Regions from separate parts of the Mus musculus genome. Here region 2 is linked to region 1. Evidence: chromatin loops called from intact Hi-C (ENCODE). Cell type or tissue: heart. All regions are shown on one strand. Each heading gives the region's core, and the rest is flanking DNA. Links, peaks and the distances in the headings are about the cores only.

Region 1 (3,744 bases), core at 731-3,230:
TCATGCTGTAGACCAGACTGCCCTTGAACTCAGAGATCCACCTGCCCCTGCTTCCCAAGTGCTGGGATTAAAAGCATGTTTGATCACAGCCTGGCTCCAGTAACACATTCTTAAAGTCTTTTTCCGGGAACCAGATGAAAGTAGGGGCCACTAATATCAAGAATATCCTCATTGGAGCAGAACCCACCCAGAAAGAAAGACCAGGACAGTGTTTCCATAAGCTGCAAAAGTTTGCCTTGTTTTTTTTTAATGCCTTTTAGACATATAAAAATAGCTTTGTCAGGAACCCCAGTATATCCAAGGCTGCACCTGATAACCTGAACCCAGTGGTGTTGATTATTCAAGGTAACCAGACACAGTCCTAGAACCCCATGTTGCCCACTGGACATTATATAAGAGAGACCAAAAGCAATGCTCTGTTCTGCACATTTGGAGAGATGCCACCTTGATCTGCCCTGTGGCTGAAGAGTCTCTCCCAGGATCTTGACCCTCAAATCAGGAACTACTGTTAGAGACTGGACCTGACCTTCAGCTAAGAGGAAAGCAGCCTTGGGAAGAACCACAGTTAGGAATTCAGAGTGTGAACATTGTGTGATGACCCTCAGCATAAAATATAACTTTAGTTATACTGAGTGTGTCCTTCTTGCTCACCACACCCCAGGTGCACACACTTGTTGCATCCGTACTCAAGACTGTGTCTGTCCTGGAGGAGGGAAGCATACCTCCGTCTGAACAACTGAATCACTTTGGTCTGGCTCCACACCCTCCCTAAAACAGTTTCTGCCTAAGAGGAAAGGAGTTGAGCACAGTAGGCACATGAATGCCCTCCTGCTCTCTAAAACCTTGTAGATGCATACCTAGCTTCAACACCAAGGTGTGGACGAGCCTATCGGTTCCATTTTCAGTTACAATGGAGAGGGTACCACCACCAGTGGTGGTCCTGACATGGGGTGTGGTCTACTGAATTTCTTGTGGAAAACAAGGGAGGCTGAGGATGTAGACAGGTCACTAAGCTGGCCACAGCCTGGTTTCTGTGGCTCAATTCTAACAGTCTGGCCTCCCACACTAGGGACCCCAGGACCAGGCCCTGCCAATGTGTATAAGGATATGCACAGAGTATGTGCACACAGCATAGACATGCATGCATATGTGTGCACACAGCACTCTGTCCTCACTCCCAAAGGTCCATGAGGGCTGGGACACAGACAAGGGTTGGGTCCAAGCCCATATTTCAGGTAGCTTCCAGGTCCTGATAAGCTGTACAAGAACTCTGTCCCAATCATGATGTCAAGCATAGTCAGAATGTTAGAGCCATTGGCATCCTCATGAGAACATGCTTAGTGTGGGTAACCAATGACGTCCTTGAGCTGGACAACGCTATGGGATGTTTTCTCTTCCGGTAATGATGGAGGTCAAACACAAGGCACAGGAAAAAAACTTCAGAGAATAAATGAGCCAGAGACTGAAGTCAAAGGAAACATTGTAGCTATAGCCTTGTAACATTGTAGCTATAGCCTTGCAAGATGGCTTGGGCAGGTGCAGAGCTGGAATCCTGGTTTTAAAAACCACCAATACTTCCTTCAAGGGGTCAGAAAGATACACGTCCCTGCTGGTGTGTGTTGAATGAATGAATGATTGTGTGGATGAACCAGTGTACAAATGAGTATGTGAACAAATTAGTGAATGAATGAATCACTGAGCCAGTAGATAAAGGAGAGAGTGAGAACTGGGAATCCTAACGGCTGATTCCATTTTGGGCTCATCATGATCTGAGGCCAAGGATGGACAGAGACCTTGTCTTCAGAGACTGGGGCTAGTAATGAGCTCTCTACCAGCCAAAGGTAGGACCCTCCCATGTGCCAGGCCCACTGCTGTTATGGTGATGATCTTTCTCATCCATGTAAGCACAACAGTTAATGGCGATCACCCACCTGTGATCATTCCTTACAGGGCTTTGGGGAACACACAAAGACCCCAAAATTTAGGGCATAACTTCTCTCCAGGCTCACAAATCCCTTCCTCAAAGCCAGCATCTGGCCCACTGCTGCCCTCTGCTGACTAGCCTAGCCCAGAAAGGAAAGGGAGGGGACCACAGAACCCATCTAGGGCAGCATCAGATCCCTTGCTTCATGAGTCAGTTGCTAGGGTGACAGACAGCCTGAAGGGCCCTCAAGTAGGCAGGGAATGCCATCATCCTTCTTCCACAGGAGCCAAATTCCTCACACTAGGCCTCCTTAGAACAGCCCATGTGACCACACCCCCACCCCCACCCCCAGGCCTAGGGAAGGAGAAAACACACACAAAAGGCTATGCCACCCACTGCCCAGGGACGACGGGCACCTAGCACTTAGACACTGGCCCTGCTAGAGATGTAGGTCTTTATTCTCACATCACTAGCCAAGGCCCCCAAAGTACTCTTGCAGGCCATAGCCCTATAAACAAGACATGGAGGGTACCTCTGTCACTTGTGTTCCTGGAATCTGTGGGTTTAACCAAGAGCAGGGGTAGGGGGCTCCTCCATGGGGCCCAACACCTCAGGCTTGTCTCGAGTTGCTGGTGCAGGAGGCCGTTAAAGAAGGAGAGGCAGCTGACCCTGGCCACAAGCTGTATGAAGTCAATAGTTGGGGCCCAGTGGCTCAGCCTTCCCCAGAACTGAGCATTCAACTTCCAAGGACCAGCCACTGCTGGCAAACTCCACGATCTGCTGCTCACAACCTTAGGGAAAACACTAGCCACATGTGGAGCCTCATTGTAAGCCATCAATGACCACCAACTTGCCAGGCAGTGGCTGTACCTGCCCCATCAGTTGCCACCAGGATATGGGCAGGGAACAAACACCAGAGAGACAGGGCCTGTTGGTACTCACCTGGTCTACCAGGGGGCCAGAGCTTCCAGCAAAGTGAGACCATGACCATGACTCTGTGCTGGTAGCTGCCACCCTGAGGACTAAAAAAGCCCCTAATTCAGGGACCACCCCACAGTGGGAAGCTCACGGAGATTTCCCTTAGAGTCATTTGTTTCTTCAACAAGCTTACACCAGCCATCACTTCATGTAAACAAACACAGCCACTGATTCTAAATGAAGCTGTTTGCGTGTGAATTAATACATCATATTCTCTCCCGAAACAGAATTATTTGTCTCTGGAGGAATCAGGTTAAGTCTGGAGTGTGGGGAGGGGGTGCCTAGCTGTGTCATTTGCATATGCAAATTATTCCGCTCTCAATTAAAGGCTTGTGTGTCAGCAAATGAGACTAATTAGATTTATTTATCTATGATAATCAGCTTTTCACAAACAAAATAGATCACCCTTTCAACGATGCTGGACAAAGCATACACTAGGGAGGACCTGCCTGATGGGACTCAGGCTGGGGAGGAGACAGTGCTTAGAGGGGGTGTGGTTGCTGTAGGTGGCCCATGATGCTTGGACTGGTTTCCCTAGGCCATTTATCCTAGCTGAAGGAATGTCCCAGCAGGACTGCATATCTATCCTCACTCAATCTCTTCCCTCTACTCCAGCCACAGCAGGGTACAAAAATGGAATCAGATGCATAGTTTCAGCCCTACAAAGAGCAGCAGGAGATGGAGCCATCTGAGAGTTTTAAGAGCCAAAGAAAAATCAATGAGATGAGTGCTACCTTTACAGAGGGCAGAACAGAGCTAGCACTTAGGGGACCCCACACCAGCTCCGCTCCTGGACCCTGGTGCTAGGTACTGCTATGGGCCTCCTCAAATGTTTCTAGACA
Region 2 (3,744 bases), core at 534-3,033, 160 kb before region 1:
TGTATGTACTTGTTCATACATATGTAAATGCATGCCTGCGTGTATATGCACTTGGTGTGTAGGTCAGTATTACATGTGTGTGGTGTGTGGGCGCTGTAAGTCTAATATCTCATTACCAGGCTCATAGGACTCTGGTTCACCACACTTCATCTATATAGAGATAATAGTTATGGCTTGTGCTGAGGGCAGATGCTTCTTCAGGACCATTGTGTAAAACAGGCCATGCTATCTATGTATACATTGCACAGCTACCCAAGACACAACCTAGGGCGTGGGACTAACATTTCAGGGTTCTGTGGCAGACAGAAGTGCAGATCTGGGCTTCTCTCCCACCCATAGCCTTCAGGTCAAGCTGGCTGAAACGCTGCTTGGCAGGTAAGAGCAAGCAGACCGGACCTATAGCTCATCTGGAAGCATCTTGGCCAGCGTAGTTTGTGGTTCTCAGCCTTTACTCACCTTGATTAAGACATCTCAGCTGGGCAGTGATGGCACACGCCTTTAATCCCAGCACTTGGGAGGCAGAAGGAGGCAGATTTCAAAGCCAGCCTGGTCTACAAAGTGAGTTCCAGGACAGCCAGGGCTATACAGAGAAACCCTGTCTCGAAAAAAAAAAAGGGGGGTGGGGGAACCTCAATTGTAAAAATGCCTCTGGAGCAGTGGTTGAGACCTTCCTAATGCTGTGACCCTTTAATACAGTTCCTCATGTTGTGGTGACCCCCCCAACCATGAAATTACTTTTTTGCTACTTCATAACTAATTTTGCTACTGTTAAAAATTGTAATGTAGTGCTGGCAAGATGGCTCAGCAGTTAAAAGCATGGACTGCTCCTCCAGAGGTCCTGAGTTCAATTCCCAGCAACCACATGGTGGCTCACAACCATCTGTAATGAGATTGGGTGCCCTCTTTTGGTGTGTTTGAAGATAGCTACAGTGGACAGTGTATTTATTTAATAATAAATAAATACATAAATAAATAAATCTTTTTTTAAAAGAATCATTTTTTTAGAAGAATCATAATGTAAACATTTGATATGCAACCCCAAAGGAGTCTCAATCCACGGACTGAGAACCGCTGCTCTAGAAAGATCAGGCTGTAAATTAAGCAAGCATGTAGTGTGTTAATCAGTGACTGATACGGAAGGGCTGAGATTGTAAGTGGTGGTCCTAGGTTCTATAAGAAGCAGGCTGAGCAAGCTACTGGGTGTAGGCTAGTCAGCAGCATCCTCCATAGCCTCTGCATCAGCTCCTGCCTCCACGTTCCTGATCACAGCAGTAGTAACCCTAACACACTGCTCCAGGAAGCACCAGCGCTTGAATCGACCAGCTCAGATGTGAAAGCCCTTGAGTTTAAGCTCACCCTGAGAACATTCTCCACAGAGCATTGAGCTCCTTGACCTTAGATGTTAATCACCAGCGTTCAGTCAGGGTGCTTCCCTGACTGGCCTCCAGGGGGCAGGCCAGCCTACTTGGGGATTCATCAGAAACAGCCCCATCTTCCAGTCTCCTGAAAGTCTGTGAAGGAAAATATCGCCGTGGAAGAGCTAGATAGTTCTGGCAGGCCACCCAGGGTTGGATGCAAAGAGCTGATGCAAGGAGGACTGACTGTGTGCAAGTAACCTGGATTCCAGACCTGGAAGGAAAGCTCTTGCCTTGTGTGATAATTGGAGTAAACAGTGATAAAAAAAGTTCCTGGTAACAAGAGGCCGTAGTAAACAGCCTGCTTGGCCTGAGCTGGCCTTCCAGTCAGAAGGCAAAGCTAAGCCCTCTGGTGTGAGGCCTGTTGAAGAATTCCGAGTTCACAAAAGCAAAATGGTGGGTGATCCTGAACCCTCACTACTGGACCTGTTATTTACTATCCCAAATTGCAAGTGTACCGTCCGGCTAACACCCTGAAATAGACAATACAGACAACACAAGGCCTTTGTGGGTCATGTTCAGCCCTTGTGACGAGTTGGAAACCCAGTGCCCATACTCCATCCTCTATGGGCCTTCTGGGTGCTCATGGCATTTAGCACCTCTCTCCAGAAAACAGGCCTCTCTGGTCAGAGGAGCACACACACCAGACCTTAGCCGACGGCACGAGCACCCACTCCTCCTCTGATGAGCAGGGTTGAGTCGGTTGAGGTTGATCTCCAGCTGACAACGTACCTACTGCATCAGCTCCTCCTTTCTCCTAGGAACTCACTACATAGCCTGGAGAGCCAGATCATTCCCAGTGCCTAGTGCAGTTCCACTTCTTGCCATGTCTCCCTTTCTCTTTACCATGTGCTCAGCAGAGCTGTGCCACCTTCCAGAGAAGATTTTACTTTTTTTTTTTTTAAGTGAAGCTGAGGCTAGATAGCAGGGATTAGCCATTGTACACCCCCATTGAAGACTTTGCTTTCCTGTTTTGTTTCTTCTGCCTACTACCTTCAAATCCTTCCTGAATCAGGAGAGAAGAATGTGAGCTGGCTCAGGTCCACCCAGATAAGGAAGGCTGCTGCAGTGAGATCTCTGGACTTTGGATGGTGGGAGGGGCCTTGATATTGAGAAGGGCCTGGTAGAATCCAGTCTGTCAGCTGCAGTCTTACAGTGTTCAGGGAGGCCTGGAGTTGGGATAGAGGGAACTAGAGGAATGCCAGACAGAGCAGGTGACACCATAAGGTCAAGAAGCCATACAGGCTTCAGAAGTGCAACTGTCCTTGGAGGGGAGTCTTGGATCGTCCTTCCATTCTAACCCAAGGATCTCACAGCCATGTTGAGTCACATCTGGTTGCTAAGAATGTGCCAGGGCTGCCCATCTCCTCAGATTGCAGGCTTTGTGGCTCACATCTCCAGATTGTGATGGCCAGGACCCAAATACTCCCTGTGCCTTAGCTCCTCCCATTCCTGTCTTAGATGGGAGTCTTTCTTGATTCTAGTTGCTAGAGACAGAAACCCAATATTAAATGATGGACACAGCAGAGAGAATGTATTAAATCTGTTGAAAGCCGGACATTGGAGAGCAGACAGTCCACAACCTGCAGTATAGAAAGCAAGCTGCCTCTGTGCTCCTCAGATACCAGGCACACTTTCCCTGCATTGTAAGGGTGTTTTTAATTCTTTGTGACCTCAGCTCCAGTGAAGCTGACAGCCTTCCTGAGAAAAACGCTAATGACAGATTGGTGGGACTTTGTTGGTCTTTTTTATTCTCTATAGGTTGCTTAGACTAGGCTGACCCCTTTCAGAGCCAGCCATGGGAGGATATGTGATAGACGCTAGCAGCTGGAGATTTGTAGATCCAGATAACAGTAACACTGCATACACATATATAGGCTGGCTTGCATGTGTACAGGAGTCTCAATGTGAGAAAAAGCCCAGGGAAGGACATTAGAATGAATCCTCCTGTCCCAGAGAGCCTGGGAGGAAGAATGGCTGAGGTGTGGTAGCTGCACCTTTCCCTGTCCAGGAGCTGAGAGAGAAACAGGATGCCGGATCCCTGCTGAAGGGAGAGGAAAGATTTCTAGAGGTCAGGAGGATCAGGAAGGCTAGTTGACATGAGTGTAGGAGCCATGACTTCAGACTTGTTAATAGCCAGCCCTTGATACCCAATACAACCCAGGAGCCTAGGGCTGGTTTGCACAGGAAAGATAGGAGTGTTGTGAAATCTGTGAAGGGATAGAGGACCCACAGGATGAGACCCTGAGGGCTCTGGAGAGTTAGTGGGTAGAGGAGTTGGTGCCTATGGGAAAGCTGAGAAAGGAGTCAGTGGGACCAGGGGGGCCTG

Evidence for each region. Peaks named below come from ENCODE experiments on the same cell type or tissue, not always from the same donor. Only the 100,000 strongest peaks of a DNase experiment are listed, where the experiment ranks them.
Region 2: a loop joins it to region 1, with 2.7 times the contacts of the local background. A loop is called at or near these places in 3 of 42 quality-filtered maps.

What each region holds. Positions count from the first base shown.
Region 1 is chr2:180,804,513-180,808,256 of GRCm38, reverse strand. No RefSeq gene overlaps it. Among named protein-coding and RNA genes, the nearest start is that of Gm14340, 19 kb to the left of the region's middle. In heart, for the core only: a CTCF peak has its summit at 2,049 (motif pointing left); no DNase peak of the experiment used is centred there; H3K27me3 peaks cover 1,591 bases.
Region 2 is chr2:180,961,870-180,965,613 of GRCm38, reverse strand. No RefSeq gene overlaps it. Among named protein-coding and RNA genes, the nearest start is that of Arfgap1, 3.5 kb to the left of the region's middle. In heart, for the core only: no CTCF peak of the experiment used is centred there; a DNase peak (open chromatin) is centred at 1,472; H3K27ac peaks cover 1,031 bases.